Linked DNA regions of Homo sapiens: region 2 is linked to region 1. The links are chromatin loops, found by intact Hi-C in ENCODE. Cell type or tissue: Caco-2. All regions are shown on one strand. Each heading gives the region's core, and the rest is flanking DNA. Links, peaks and the distances in the headings are about the cores only.

The links. A loop is a pair of places that touch in the nucleus more often than their neighbours do. Peaks named below come from ENCODE experiments on the same cell type or tissue, not always from the same donor. Only the 100,000 strongest peaks of a DNase experiment are listed, where the experiment ranks them.
Region 2: a loop joins it to region 1, with 4 times the contacts of the local background. A loop is called at or near these places in 4 of 110 quality-filtered maps.

What each region holds. Positions count from the first base shown.
Region 1 is chr12:48,451,461-48,459,804 of GRCh38, forward strand. It overlaps a transcript of C12orf54 not described here. Among named protein-coding and RNA genes, the nearest start is that of ANP32D, 17 kb to the right of the region's middle. In Caco-2, for the core only: a CTCF peak has its summit at 3,420; no DNase peak of the experiment used is centred there.
Region 2 is chr12:48,615,208-48,623,551 of GRCh38, forward strand. No RefSeq gene overlaps it. Among named protein-coding and RNA genes, the nearest start is that of SNORA2C, 35 kb to the right of the region's middle. In Caco-2, for the core only: a CTCF peak has its summit at 3,419 (motif pointing left); a DNase peak (open chromatin) is centred at 3,414.

The sequences.
Region 1 (8,344 bases), core at 101-8,100:
TATTCAATATAGTATTAGAAGTTCTGGCCAGGGCAATCAGGCGAGAGAAAGAAATAAGGGATATTCAAATAGGAAAGAGGAAGTCAAACTATCTTTGTTTGCAGATGGCATAATCCTATTTCTAGAAAACCCAATCATCTCAGCCCAAAAGCTTCTTAAGCTGATAAGCAACTTCAGCAAAGTCTCAGGATACAAAGTTAATGTGCAAAAATCACTAGCATTCCTATACACCAACAACAGGCAAGCCAACAGCCAAATCACAATGAACTCCCATTCACAATTGCCATAATGAATAAAATACCTAGGAATACAGCTAAGAAGGGAAGCAAAGGACTTCTTCAAAGAGAACTGCAAACCACTGCTCAAAGAAATCAGAAATGGCACAAATAGAAAAACATTCCATGTTTATGAATAGGAAGAATCAATATTGTGAAAATGGCCATACTGTCCAAAATAATTTATAGATTCAATGCTATTCCCATTAAACTACCATTGATATTCTTCACAGAATTAGAAAAACCTATTTTAAAATTCATGTGGAACCAAAAAAGAACTCAAGTGGCCAAGACAATCCTAAGCAAAAAGAACAAAGCTGGAAGTATCACTCTACCCAAATTCAAACTATACTGCAGGGATACAGTAACCAAAACAGCCTAGTACTGGTACAAGAACAGACACATAAATCAATGGAACAGAATAGAGAACCCAGAAATAAGACCACACACCTACAAGCATCTGATCTTCAACAAATCTTACAAAAACAAGCAATGGGGAAAGGATTTCTTATTTAATAAATGGTGCTGGGAGAACTGCCTAGCCATACGCAGATAGTTGAAACTGGACCCCTTCCTCACCCCATATGCAAAAATCAACTCAAGATAGATTACAGATTTAAATGTGAAACCCAAAACTGTAAAAACTCTACAAGAAAACTTAGGCAATACCATTCAGGACATAGGCACAGGCAAAGATTTCATGACAAAGATGCTAAAAGCAATTGCAACAAAAGCAAAAATTGACAAATGGGATCTAATTAAACTAAAGAGCTTCTGCACAGAAAAAAACACAACAACGACAACAAAAACTATCAACAGAGTAAATAGACAGCCTACAGAATGGAAGAAAATTTTTGCAATCTATGCATCTGACAAAGGTCTAGTATCCAGCATTTATAAGGAACTTAAACAAATTTACAAGAAAAAACAAACAACTCCATTAAAAAGTGGGCAAAAGACATGAACAAATACATCTCAAAAGAAGACATACATGTGATGAACAAACATATGAAAAAAACTTCAACATCACTGATCATTAGAGAAATGCAAATCAAAACCACAATGAAATACCATCTCACACCAGAATGTCTATTATTAAAAATAACAGAACTAGCAAGATTGTGGCAAAAAAGAAACATTTTTACACCGTTGGTGGGAGTGTAAATTAGTTCAACCATTGTAGAAGACAGTGTGATGATTCCTCAAAGACCTAGAGACAGAAATATCATTCAACCCAGCAATCCCATTACTGAGTATATACCCAAAGGGATATAAATCATTCTGTTATAAAGACACATGCACATGTCTGTTCACTGAAGCACTATTCACAATAGCAAAGACATGGAATCAAGCTAAATGCCCATCAATGATAGACTGGATAAGGAAAATGTGGTACATACATGATGGAATACTATGCAGCCATAAAAAGGAACGAGATCATGTTCTTTGCAGGAACATGGATGGAGCTGGAGACCATTATCCTTAGCAAACTAATGCAGGAACAGACAACCAAACACCACATGTTCTCACTTATAAGTGGGAGCTGAATGATGAGAACACGTGGATACACAGTGGGCAACAGCACACACTGGGGCCTGTTGGAGGGTGGGGGATGGGAAGAGGGAGAGGATCAGGAAGAATGGCTAGTGGATGCTGAGCTTAATACCTGGGTGATGAGATGATCTGTGCAGCAAACCACCATGGCAAGTGTTTACCTATGCAACAAACCTGCACATCCTGCACATGTATCCCTGAACTTAAAGTAAAAGTTGGAAATAAATAAATGTGTATATATATACACATACATATATATACACATATATATACATATATATACACATATACACATATATATGTGTATATTCATGTTCTGATATTCAAAGAAACTAATTTGCCCAGTGCCTCACAGCTAGAAATTTAAAGATAATGAAGAGCCAGGATTTATCCTCAAGTTTATTTAAACCTAAGGTATCTTTTAAAGAATAAAACAAAATATTTTGCACATTGCCTGTATCAAACACACACACACAATATATATGAAACATATAAGCATAATATCATATATCTATATTCATCTATCTACCTACCTATCCATATCCATATACATGTAATCGTTCACAGCTCATTTATTCTGACCTTGAGAAAACAAAGAAGGTGATATTTTACTTCTCAACCAAACTGAAAAAAGAAGTGCCTTCTTTTGATTTAGATTCATTGTACTTGAAGCCTTCTGTAACTTTGGAGCATCAGGATACCATGAGGTCAGGGAACTCCTGTTATTGTTGAAAAATAAATCAGGGGCTCTAAATTATAGGAAGGAAAATCAAGACAGTTCTCTCTCTCTCTCTCTTTTTTTGTTTGTTTTTTTTTTTTTTTTTTTTGAGACGGAGTCTCACTCTGTTGCCAGGCTGGCGAGAAGTCGTGCGATCTCAGCTCACTGCAACCTCTGCCTCCTGGGTTCAAGTGATTCTCCTGCCTCAGCCTCCTAAGTAGCTGGGACTACAGGCATACACCACCACATCCAGTTAATTTTTTTTGTATTTTTACTAGAGACAGGGTTTCACCATGTTGGCCAGGATAGTCTCCATCTCCTGACGTCGTGATCTGCCCACCTCGGCCTCCCAAAGTGCTGGGATTACAGACTTGAGCCACCGCACCCGGCCAAGACTGTTCTTTAATTCGATTAATCAGATTGGACAGGCTGCATAGTCATTTTTACCTGACATAGAAAAAAGATGAAGACTATCACAAACTGCAGGCAGATTAGAAAGGCCTAGGAGATGTGGGGTTTGCCTGAGCAGGTCTGATTGCTAAGAATAAAGCCTGTGGCCTGCTTTCTGTCCTCCTGCCCCTTCTTCTCTATCTCTTTCCTTCTTTATTTAATGCAGCCTCAGAGGAAAGTTATGCAGCATAAAATAAGTGTTAAAAGAAAAATGCAAAATTATACTTTGACTCTCTTTTTAAGATTGAAATTATTTCTTTGTAACATAAATTCCAAGTATCATATTTTACAAATACTGTTGGGTAACTATAGTAACTTAGTAAATGAAATATGCAAAGCTTAAGGTTGTAAGTCTAGGGAAGGCATTAGAATAAATATGCCAGCATCTTCAGACCTTACAGCTAGGACACTACTGCTTCCTTGTGGCTCAACTTTAGAATGACAAGTTTTGACTACTGCAAGTTTCTTCAAATCATAGGGGCTTCCTTTTGGGTTTGTTTTTCCTTCCAACTTTTAGGTTCAGAGGGTACCTGTGCAGGTTTGTTATGTGGGTAAATTGCGTGTCACTGGAGTTTGGTGTACAAATGATTTCATCATCCAGGTAGTGAGCATAGTACCAGACAGGCAGTTTTTCAATCCCATCCTCCAACCTCAAGTAGGCCCCAGTGTCTATTGTTCTCCTCTTTGTGTCCCTGTGTACTCAATGTTTACCTCCCACTTATAAATAAGAACATGCACGATTTGGTTTTCTGTTCCTGTATTAGTTCATTTAGGATAATGGCCACCAGCTGCATCCATGTTGCTCCAAAAGCCATGATTTTATTCTTTTTGATGGCAGCATAGTATTCTATGGTGTATATATACCACATTTTCTTTTTCCAGTCCACTGTTAATGGGCATCTAGGTTGATTCCATGTCTTTGCTATTGTGAAAAGCGCTGTGATGAACATATGCATACATATGTCTTTATGGTCAAATCAGAGTTTTGACTGCCAATTTTAAGCAGCTCACCAAACCCATGGCTTGGGATGCAGACAGAGTTGTTACAGATCTCAGAGAAACGTCAGCAGAACAGCAGTCTTTGTCAGAGACACAACCATATTCAGCCAAGTTTTTCTTTCAGATCTTCCAGGTTTTGGAGCAGAGAGGCTGAAGAAAAGATTTAAATAACAAGAAAACCTGGAGTTGAGCAGCACCTAAAGATCAGTGAGCAGCTCCAACATGATTGTACAGAAGAGCTAACAGGCACTGGAAGTCTAGAGAACAGGCAGAGATACCCCCTGCACTGTGTAAAATTATGAAAAATGTATCCATGAGGTAAGATTTGATACATACACATAAATGATCAAAATCTGTCCTTCATTGTCTGTTTGACAGTGAATAAGTTTCTTCGCCTTCTATTACTCAGTTGCCTTATTTATAGAACACTAACAATCATAGTAACTACTCAGTGAATTTTCACAATGGTTAAATAGTGATAATAATTAAAAAATAACGTGATTGAATCCTTACCATGTGCCATACGCTATTTTAAGTGTTTTACACTGATTATCTCATTTCTTCTCACAAAAAGTATAAGAGCATATAAAGCTCTTAGCTAATATTATGTCAGTAGTTTGTACTCAATAAATTATCATTTAAAAGTCTGTAAAGCTTTCTCTATATCTCAACGAAGTAGGGAAAACACATTTTTTAAGCAGCTCAGCCAACAACAATTGTTTTCCAGGCACTGTATTGGGCCCTGGGTATATAAAGACGAGTAGGAGAGAGTCTCTGCCTTTAAGACACTCACACTGTAATGAGGAATAAAGTTATACTGACAGCTGTAATGCAGTATAGTAAGTTATACTCTACCAGTGTGACAAGATTGCTATGGGAGTTCAGAGGAGGAAAAATTCAAGCTGTATCAAGTGGTCAGGGAAATAGTTACAGGAAAGATACCATTTGACCCTGCCTTATCTAGAGAAGCAAGTCTTAGAACGAGGAGTGGCAGAAGTCTTCCCGGCAGAGGAACCAGTTTAGTAAAGGAAGAGAGATGTGAACAGGTAGCATTTGAGATTAAGATCATGGACTCTGGAGCCAAAGAGGGTTAAATTTGAATCCCAACTCTGCTCCTCGCCTGCCGTGACCTTGGGAAAGCTATTTCTCTTTGTTTCTTTGCCTGGAAAATGGCTTTGACAATTGTTCTCCATGTTAGGTTGGTTGTGAGGATGAAATGAGATGTTCACATAACATTTAGCATATTGTCTAGCCCATTAGTGCTGTGTTATTATTAATATATTTCCCTCTGTCTAGGTTCTCATCAGTTGAAAAAACTGAACTATCTGTTAATTATCAGCTTTTTTCTTCTTTGGCAAGCAGAATAAACCACATTAAATGCACACATCAATTGTAAGAAGCAGCTGAATCTCAGAAACACCAAAGTACGAAAAGTGTGCATCTTCAAATCAAGGAAAGCATATTATCACCATTATGAGGACCAGTCTGCCAAGAATCTTTCATAGGATGCTGAATATTTAGATGTGATCCTACTGTTAAAATCTTTCCTTTCTTGGTGGTTTCTAGATACTTTGTAGCTCCTAAATCATGCATTAAGTTTAGTGTGTAGTTACTTGTGTCTGTCTCCCCTATTAATATGTGGTCTCTGTGTAATATGTCCCCAGCACATCGTGGGTAATCCATAGACTATGAAATTAAATGGAATCAGACCAAGCTGGGGGTGGTATAGAGTGAGAGGTGACCGTAGGGCCCCAGGCCCGAACTCAGAAGAATGGGCCGTAAGCTTGGTGCCAAATGAATGCAACAAGCAGTTTTTTGTTGTTGTTGTTGGTGGTGGTGGTGGTGGTGGTGGTGGTTTTTTATTTTTGTTTAGTTTTTTTGTTTGTTTGTTTTTTGAGATGGAGTTTCACTCTGTGGCCCAGGCTGGAGTGTGATGTCTTGATCTCAGCTCACTGCAACCTCTGCCTTATGGGTTCAAGTGATGCTCCTGCCTCAACCTCCTGAGTAGCTGGGATTACAGGTGTCTGCCACCACACCCGGCTAATTTTTGTATTTTTAGTAGAGACGGGTTTTCACCATGTTGGTCAGGCTGGTCTCGAACTCCTGACCTTGTGATCTGCCTGCCTCGGCCTCCCAAAGTTGGATTTGCTCTAGTCCCGGGCTTCTCTGCCAGGGAAAATTGTTCTGATGGTGTTTGGCCCCTCCAAGCCTGTCTCTAATGGGATGGGGAAGTCAGCTTCGGCTTCGGTGCCCAGAAGCTGTGAGCCTCTCCAGTCTGCTGCCTCCTTGGCTTTGGGTCCTCTTTCTGTGTGGCATTCTCTACCTCCACAATGACACTGAAATTGTGTCCTGCGGGAGAAGCAGCTATGAGGCCATTGAGCATCATTACCCAGAGGACGGGATGACTGGGGAGTGATGTTCTGCCTGGCGTTCCAGGGTCTCCTTATTGCAAGTTGGCACTTGTCCCTTCAGGCCCCAGCAGCTTCTCCCTCCTCTGACAGATCACAGAAAGCTTAGTTGACAGGAGTTTGAGGAAGCAGCTCCCCAGTGTCTGAGCCCAGGAACAATTGCTGAAGGCAAGGGTGGCCTGTGCTTTACTTCCCTCACCTACAGACTTTTGAAGAAACTGGCCAGAGGCCCACCTTGTTTTCGGCTTCCTCTCAGCAGAAATATCAGAAATGCAGAAAAGGAGGCAGACACCCTTGAGGCTTTCCTAGTGAACTCCAGCCTGACCTGCTGGAGTCAATTAAATGCACAAACTGCCCTTGGCCTCATTCACTGCAACTGCTCAGCAGCTAGTGAGGAGAATATTCTGGATTTAGAGAATATTTGTTGATTGGTACAGGAGAGGGATCTAAACAGTCAAAACTCTGAGCTATATGCATTGAAAACACATAACTCAGTATTTGAGTTAAACATACATGGAATTTTATTATCGGGGTGTTTGGACAGAATAGGCTTCTCTTTCCCATAATTGTTCATATCACCTTTCTACTGCTGTATTTTAACAACCACCTCTCTGTTGACCTCCATACCTGATTCATATGCTTATTTACTGCATGGCTCACCCAAACGTTACTGTTAACTACAAAGTAGCTTCTCAAGGACAGGGACCAGTCTCCTCCAGTTATTTTATTCCCAATTTGTATCTTAGTGCTCAAGACATGGGTGTTTAATAAATGTTTACAAAATATTAGTGTTACCATCAACATCATGATCTCTAGTCATTATTGTTTTATGCCTGACACCTGCTCCACAGAGGATACCTTGATTGTTCTTTTTTTTTTTTTAAACCAAACCTCATACCTCATCCTGATGGTACCTCACTTCCTATTTTGGAAAGACTGAAACGATTAAGCATGCATGAGCAGTCATGGACCTCTAGTCTTCATTGAAACATTACTATCTTACTTAGATTTTCAGAGATTTTAAGCATTTTAATAGAACTTATCAAATATTTTCTCTCATCTTTGCTGCCCAACTTTTCAAGCAGATGTCCAAGCATGCTGACATCCTTTCCTACCCATCAGCTCCTTTTTTGAACCTCCTGTAAGCTGGCTTCCATCTATCCTCCTCTTCAGGAATCATACACTTTTTCTGCACCAAAATCTTCTTGATAAATTGTAACTACCCCTTTCTCCTTTTATTTCTTTACTTGCTTAAATATTATGAAATTGCACTTTCCTAGCTCTCCCTCATTCTTATAATCATTTTTCTCTGCTTGATAGGTCCTGCTATCGCAGTGGTAGAAGACTCAAGCCAGGACTTTTAGAGCTTGTAGGTGCTGAGGTAATCAGGAATGCTTTCACCAATATTCCAGTCCTCTGTCTGAGCACACGGTGAGACGGAACTTCTCAGCTGCCTCAAAGGTAAGTGTAGCTAAATATCTAGTTTGGGCCAACGGAAAGTGAGTGGCGGTGATGTGTCAGTTCAAGGCAGAAGTTTTTAAAACAGTGTGATTCATCATGTTTCTTTTTCCATATCTCAACAATGCTGAAGGATGAAGGAGGAGGCTCCCTCAGCCTGGTTATCTGGGTGGAGATGATACAGAGCAAAGCCCTTCCTCCAAGCCCATCTAGAGAGGACATGTCATGTGAGTAAAAAAATAGAACTTTCCGATTTTCGGTCACTGAAATTTAAAGGTTGTGTCAGGGATTCCCAAGACCATTCTTAGGCTCAGTTATTCTCTAGAAAGACTCACATGACTCAGAAACCATCGTAATTACAGTTGCAGTTTATTACAAGGAAAGGGTACAAATCAAAACGAACAAAGGGAAAGGGCACATCTTGCCAAATCCAGGAGAAACCAGGTGCAAGTTTCCAGGTGTCCTTGTCCAGCAGAATCGCA
Region 2 (8,344 bases), core at 121-8,120, 160 kb after region 1:
GCTTCTGTGGTTTGCTGGGGGTCCACTTCAGACCCTAGTTGCCTTGTTTTTTCCAGTACTTGGAGGTATCACCAGTGAAGGCTGCAAAACAGCAAAGATGGCTGCCAGCTCCTTCCTCTGGAAACTTTGTCCCAGGTGGGTACTGACCTGTTGCTGGCCCAAACACACTGGTAGGAGGTGTCTGGAGACCCCTGTTGGGAGGTCTCACCCAGTCAGGAGGAATGGGATCAGGGACCCACTTAAATAAGCAATCTGTGCCGGGCACAGTGGGCTCATGCCTGTAATCCAACACCCTGGGAGGCCGAGGCAGGTGGATCACGAGGTCAGGAGATCGAGACCATCCTGGCTAACATGGTGAAACCCCATCTCCACTAAAAAAAAACAAAAAAAAAAAATTAGCCAGGTGTGGTGGCAGGTGCCTGTAGTCCCAGCTACTCGGGAGGCTGAGGCAGGAGAATGGCATGAACCTGGGAGGTGGAGCATGCAATGAGCCGAGATCATGCCACTGCACTCCAGCCTGGGGGACAGAGTGAGACTCCGTCTCAAAAATAAATAAATAAATAAGCAATCTGACTGCTTTTTGATAGAGCAGGTGTGCTGCACTGGGGGGAGCCCTTCCTTGTCCAGACTGTTTGTATTCTCCAAAGCCGATAGGCTGGAAAAGACTGAGTCAACCAAACCACAAAGACAGCAGCTGCACCTCCCCCAGGGGCTCTATCCCAGGGAGAGATCAGAGCTTTTTCTGTAGAACCCTAGCTGGAGTGGCTGAAGCTCCCACAGAGAGGTTGCACCCAGTGAGGAAGAATGAACTGGGGTCCCGCTTAAAGAAGCAGTCTGACCACAGTCTGGCAAGGTGGCTGTGTTGCTTTGTGAGGGACTTTTCCTCATCCAGACTTTATATTCTCCAAAACCAGCAGACTGGAATGGCTGAGTCTACCAAACTACAGCAATTATGAGTTTAATTTCTTTTATAGATATAAGATTATTCAGATTTGTATTAATTCTTATGTCATTCTGGTCATTAGCATCTTTCAAGTAATTTAAAAATTTTATTTAAATTGTCAAATGTATTGGCATAAGGTTGTTCATAATACTGCCTTTTAATTCTTTTAATATCTGTAGGGTTTGTAGTGATACCTCTTCTTTTGTTTATTGATATTGATAATTTGTGTTTGTCTGGGTTTAAGTCAATTTAGCTGATAATTTATCAATTTTATTGATTTTTTTCAAAGAGCTAATTTTTTGCCTGTAATCCCAGCAATTTGGAAGGCCAGACCACTTGAGCCTAGGAGTCCAAGACCAGCCTGGGCAACATGGTGAAACCCTGACTCTACAAAAAATCTAAAACATTAGCCAGGCATGGTGGTGTATACCTGTAGTTCCAGCTACCTGGGAGGCTGAGATGGGAGGATCACCTGAGCCCAAGAGGTTGAGGCTGCAGTGAGCCATGATCATATCACTGCACTCCAGCCTGAATGACAGAACAATACCCTGTTTCAAATTTTTAAAAACTAATTTTTGTTTTATTGGTTTTTCTCCTTTATATTCATTGATTTCCATTCTTTGTTATTTTCTCTGTTCTATTTACTCTGAGTCCATCTTGCTTTTCCTGATCTACCTTGTTAAAGTGGAAGCTTAAATTATTGGTTTTAAATATTTATCTTTCTAACATAAGCATTTAAAGACATAAAGTTTCTTCTAAGCACTGATTTAGCAGCATTTCACAATTTTTCATATGTAATTATTATAATTTAGTTCAAAATATTTTCTAATTTCCCTTGTGATTTCTTCCTTTACTCATGGGTTATTTAAACACACATTGCATGCGAGGCACAATGGCTCATGCCTGTAATCCCAGCACTTTGGGAGGCCAAGGCAGGAGAATTTTTTGGGGCCAGGGGTTTGAGACCAGCCTGGGCAATATAGCAAGACCTTGTCTCTACAAAAAAAAAAAAAACTTAATTAAGCAGATATAGTGGCACATGCCTCTAGTCCCAGCCACTCAGGAGGCTGCAACAGGAAGATTATTTGAGTCCAGGAGTTTGAGGTTACAGTAAGCTATGATCACACCACTGCACTGCAGCCTGCGCAACGGAGTGAGACTATGTCTCTCAAAAAATCATAATAATAGGCTGGGCGCACATCTATAATCCCAGCTCACATCTATAATCCCAGCACTTTGGGAGGCCGAGGCGGGTTCATGAGGTCAGGAATTTGAGACCAGCCTGGCCAACATGGTGAAACCCCGTCTGTACTAAAATACAAAAAATTAGCCGGGTGTGGTGGTGTGTCTCTGTAGTCCCAGCTACTCGGGAGGCTGAGGCAAGAGAATCACTTGAACCCAGGAGGCAGAGGTTGCAGTGAGCCGAGATCGCATCACTGCACTCCAGCCTGGTGGCAGAGCGAGCCTCCATCTCAAAAAAAAAAAATCATCATAAAATAAAAGTATGTTGCTTAAATTCTAGATATTTTATTGTTGTTTATTTCTAATTTACTCCCCTTGTGGTAATAGAAAATATTCAGCTTTATCTTAATTCTTTGAAATTTATTGAGTTTTGTTTTATAGCCCAGCATATGGTCTATTTTGGTGAGAAAGTCTTTCTTGCTGTTATACATGAAGTGTACTATAAATGTCAATCATATCAAGTTGGTTGATAGTGTTTTGTAAGTTTTCTACATACATACTGATTTTCTGACTACTCGTTGAATAAATGCTTGAGAGAAGAACGTTGAAATATCCAACTGTAGTCATTTCAGCTCTATCAGTTTTTCCCTCATTCACTTCATTTTGAAGCTCTGTTATTGAGTCCACACACATTTCAGATTGTTCTACCTTCTTGATGAATTTAACTCGTTATCATTATATAAATTCTTATTTATTCCTAGAAAATTTCTTGTTTGGAACTCTATTTTGTCTTACATTAATACAACCACTACAGCTTTCTTTGTTGTTGTTGTTGTTGTTTTACTTTAATCACCTTGACAAGTACAACTTTCTTATGATAATCATTTTCATGACATATTCTCATGTTTATATTTATATTTAAAGTTCATTTATTACAGAACAAAACGCTGGTTACCGGGAGCAGGTGTGAGGAGGAAATGAGGAGATGTATGTCAGAGAATGCAAAGTGGCAGATATATAGGATGAACGAATCTAGAGATCAAATGTACATAAAACATGAGGATCACAGGTAATAAAATTGTACTCTATACGGGATTCAAGCTAAATGAGTATATTTTAGCTGCTCTTGCCACAAAAACAAAAACCATGAGTAACTGCATGAGATGATGGATATGAAAATTTGCTTCACCATAGTCAACCTAAATGAAGATGTTTGCCAGTTTCTTCTACTCAGGAGCTCTTGTGTCTGTCTGCAATGCTGCCGCTTCTCGGGTGCTGTAGAAAGCTGCGGTACTGGAGTTCCACCTAGTGTTTGTCTGTGGTACTGCAGATTCTGGTGCTGGAACAAACCACGTTGATCACCTTTGTCCTTAACCAGCCCCAACCTGAGCACTGTTCCTGTCAGTGCTTAAATTTGGGCAGCTCCCTCAACAGCATCTTCATAAGTCAGAATGTTGGGTGCACATTTCACTCCTTTCCCTTCCCAGGAAGAAGTGGAGAGTTGGAGGTATCCTTCAGATTATGTCATGCCGTGCCAGAGGGAAGGGTGAGTGAATGTCATAAATTTTCCTGCTAAGTTTTGATAGGGTTGCCTTCGCACTCGACTGAGGGGCAAGAACCTATTAACTGATTTCTGGATTCTTCAAACAGGTTTATATATTGTTAAGTTCATGTTCTCATGGAAGAAAGAGGGTCTGGAATTTCTTATTCTGCCATCTTGCTCATGTCTTTTATCATTTTTCTCTGGTTAGTGGTCACATTTATCTGCTTCTTTGTATTTCTACTAATCGTTCTATTAGAGGCTGGACATTATGGATATCCTGTTGTTGCGTGTCTGGATTTTGGGTTTTTTTTTTTGTTGTTTTTTGTTTTTTTTTTTTTTTTGAGATGGATCCTCTGTCGCTCAGGCTGGAGTGCAGTGGCGCGATCTCGGCTCACTGCAACTTCCGCCTCCCAGGTTCAAGCGATTCTCCTGCCTCAGCCTCCTGACTAGCTGGGATTACAGGCGCCCACCACCACGCCCGGCTAATTTTTGTATTTTTACTAGAGAGGGTGTTTCACCATATTGGTCAGGCTGGTCTCAAACTCCTGACCTTGTGATCCACTTGGCCTTGTTCTAGTAGACAGTTAAGATACTTAAGGTTCAGTTTAATCTTTTCAAGCTTTGTTTTTAAGTTTTGTTCGAATAGGTCTAGATTAGCTTTTATTCTTCGACTGATTTATACCTATACCTAAGGTGTGACCTTTCTGAGATATCTGCTGCATACCCCCAGTTTTCAATGAGATCTCTCCAGCCTGAATGGTTGGAGCTCTAACATCTCCCATTCTGTATGAGTTCTAGTGGTTACTTAACTTACAGCTCCTAGTAATATTCAGCCAAAGTCTCATGAGATTCCTACATAGGTTTCTGAAATTCTTTCTCACTATACCTCCCTCCTCTTCTGCCCTACAAATTTAAACAATCTCTGCCTCTCCAAACTCTGATCTCTGTCTCCTCAGCTTAGGCCCTCCTGGATTCCAGGTCTGGAAAGTGAGTCAAGACAGAAAAACTAATGTGATGGTAGGACTTCCCTTCTCTAAGGAATTAAGGTTCTGTGCTATATGTTTTCCAGTAGCTGGAAACAGATATTTTATGTGTTGTCCATTTTGTAGTTGTTTACATCAGGAGGACTAGACTGGTACCAGTCACTCCGTCATGGGTGGAAGCTGAAAACCTTACCCTCATTTTTAACTTTCTTTTTTTTTTTTGAGATGGTGTCTCACTCTGTCGCCCAAGCTGGAATGCAGTGGCACAATCTTGGCTCACTACAACCTCTGCCTCCCGGGTTCAAGCGATTCTTCTGCTTCAGCCTCCTGAGTAGCTGGGATTACAGGCGCCCACCAACAAGCCCAGCTAATTTTTCTATTTTTAGTAGAGGCAGGGTTTCACCATGTTGGCCAGGATGATCTTGATCTCCTGACCTTCTGATCCACCCGCCTTGGCCTCCTAAAGTGCTGGGATTACAGGCTTGAGCCACCATGCCCAGCCCCCTCATTTTTAACTTTCTAAAACCTCTACTGTTTTACATTCTAGTGCATATTCCACTTTCTCCATTAACTTCCCTTAATCCCTTCTCAATAAACTATGCAGCTCTTTTGTAGCAGTTGTCACATATTCCATACTGTACCATAGTTAATCTGCAGGCAGATCCTATGTCTTGATCATCCAATAATGCCTAACATGTGTGGAGCTCCAAAACGTTTATTTATAAGTTAACCCAATTAAAAAATGGGCTAAGGACCTGAACAGACATTTCTCAAAAGTCATATAAATGACCAATAAATACATGAAAAACTGCTCAGCGTTACTAATTATTAGGGAAACGCAAATTAAAACCACAATGAGATATCACTTCATACCTGTTAGAATGACTTTTATCAAAAAGATGAAAGATAACAAGTGTTGGAGAGGATGTGGAGAAAAGGGAACTCATATATATTGATGGTGGGAATGCAAATTAGTAAAGCCATTATGAAAAATGATATGGAGGTTCCTCAAAAAACTAAAATAGAATTACCATACAACTCATTAATCCCACTTCTGGATATATATCCAAAGGAACTGAAACAAATATGTCAAAGGAATAGCTGTGCCCTCCTGTTCATGGCAACATTATTCCCAACAGTCAAGATATGAAAACAACCTAAGTGTCCATCAACAGGTGAATGGATAAAGAAAATGTAACATATATACACAATGGAATACTATTCAGCCTTAAAAGGGGGGACATCCTATCATTTGCAACAGTGTTGATAAATCTGTAGGACATTATGCTAAGTGAAATAAGCCAGGCACAAAAAGACAAATACTTCATGATCTCACTTATATGTAAAATCTAATAAAGTTGATCTCACAGACGTAGAAACTAAAAGGATGGTTACCAGAGTTTGGGGAAAGGGGTGGAGATGGAGGGAATGGGGAGTTGTTGATCAAAGGGTACAAAGTTTCAGGTAGGAAGAATAGGTCTTAGGATCTATTGCAACAGTGGCGTGAATATGGTCAATAATAATGTGTTATTTATTTCAAAATAGGGCATAAATTTCAAATGCTTCACCATAAAAAAAAATGATAGGTAAGTGAGGTGATGGATATGTTAATTAGCTTGATTTAATCCTGCCACATTTATACATATATCATAGTGTATCCCATAAATGTATGCAATAATGATGCATTGCTCAAAAATACTAATGTTAAATAAATGTTTTAAAATTTTTAATTTGTTGAAACACTGAGATACCCTAAAAAGACACTGTCTTCTTTTCAGTTGAAATACATACAAAGAGAATAAATAACCTCCCCTCTTAGTGAAATGTTGGCCTATATATAGCTTACAGTCCCTCCCAACCCAAAGATTCCCTGAAAAAAATGGTTAGGCAAATTGTGCTACAGCTACATAATGAATATTATATTATTATTTTAAATGTGGGATATATAACATGCTTATAATAAAATGTTAGGTGAAGCATCAGGATTCAAATTGTACATATGATAATAATTATAGCTATATAAAAAGTGCATTAAAAACTAGAAATAAATTTTTAATAGCAGAGTTATTATAATGTGTATGTATTGTTGACATTTTTTTTTTCATGATCTAAGATTAGTCTTGAAAGACAGTTGGCTTGGTTTTCCAATTATCTTCATGAAGGATGGCTTAGGATGATCAGTTATTCCAAAGCCAAACTTTATTTTTATTACATATCGTCCAACATCTTACTGGATTTAGCTAACAGCCTTATTGAGAATACTAGTTCATGTAGTTATCTACAAGTACATTTTGAAACTAGTTTATCCTGAAGGACTGACCAGGAAGTTTTACTGCTCATATTGAGGTATTATAAGCTTTATGGAGACTTTGTTTGAGACTGAGTCACCTTTTCTACACCTAAGACTCTCTACTCTGCCTCTCTTCTGCCAATGTCACACACTTGTCCAGTTTTTTCCAGGAAGAGCCATGCCAGTCTGTTCCTAGAAAATCTCAGCCCCAGCCCAGAGCCTGTGCTGTCCTCCTCCTGGCCCAGATCTGCTCTCTGCTTGCTATGGAAGAAACTCGGTGCTATAGTACTGCAGTGGGATTTCCTATTTACATTTGTCATTCAGCTGCATTTTAGTCTGTCTCCATTATCTTGAAGGGATCTGACCTGGTTTTATGTTAATCTGTGATGTTAAACTATCCAACTAAACAGGACAGAATACCTACAGAGTTATATATCAGTTTCTTCTTGCCTCCTCCCTGCTAAGAGATCAAAGCGGGACCCCAGGGTCCTAACCCAGGCCAGGGTAGAAAGACTGTTGATTTAGCCCTTAGAGGTCACACTGTGTCCAGAGTTGGTTCCTTCCAGCAGGCTTTTGGTCTTGCTGACTTCAAGAATGAAGCCGCAGACCTTCACAGTGAGTGTTACAGCTCTTAAAGATGGTGTGTCCAGAGTTTGTTCCTTCAGATGTGTCTGGAGTTTCTTCCTTCTGGTGGGTCTGTGGTCTCGCTGACTTCAAGAATGAACCCGCGGACCTTTGCAGCGAGTGTTACAGCTCTTAAAGGTGGTGCAGACACAAAGAGTGAGCAGCAGCAAGATTTATTGTGAAGAGTGAAAGAACAAAGCTTCCACAGCGTGGAAAGGGACCTGAGTGGGTTGCCGGTGCTGGCTGGGGTGGCCAGCTTTTATTCCCTTATTTGGCCTCTCCCATGTCCTGCTGACTGGTCCATTTTACAGAGTGCTGATTGGTCCATTTCACAGAGTGCTGATTGGTGCATTTACAATCCTTTAGCTAGACACAGAGTGCTGATTGGTGCATTTACAATCCTTTAGCTAGACACAGAGCGCTGATTGGTGCGTTTTTACAGAGTGCTGACTGGCACATTTTACAAACCTCTAGCTAGCCACAGAGTGCTGATTGGTGCGTTTTACAATCCTAGCTACAGAGCGCTGATTGGTGCATTTTACAATCCTCTTGTTAGAAAAGTTCTCCAAGTCCCGACTCGACCCAGAAATCCAGCTGGCTTCACCTCTCAACACTCTTGATAGCTCATCCCAATGCTGCAAGAACAAGTTATAACATACATTTCACCTTGGGGCTCATTCTGAGAATTGAATATTTATTAAATTAGCTAATCAGTTAATATTTGCTTTATGAATTATAAAGTATTCCATAAACGCTGGCTTTCATTGTGGCTATTTTCT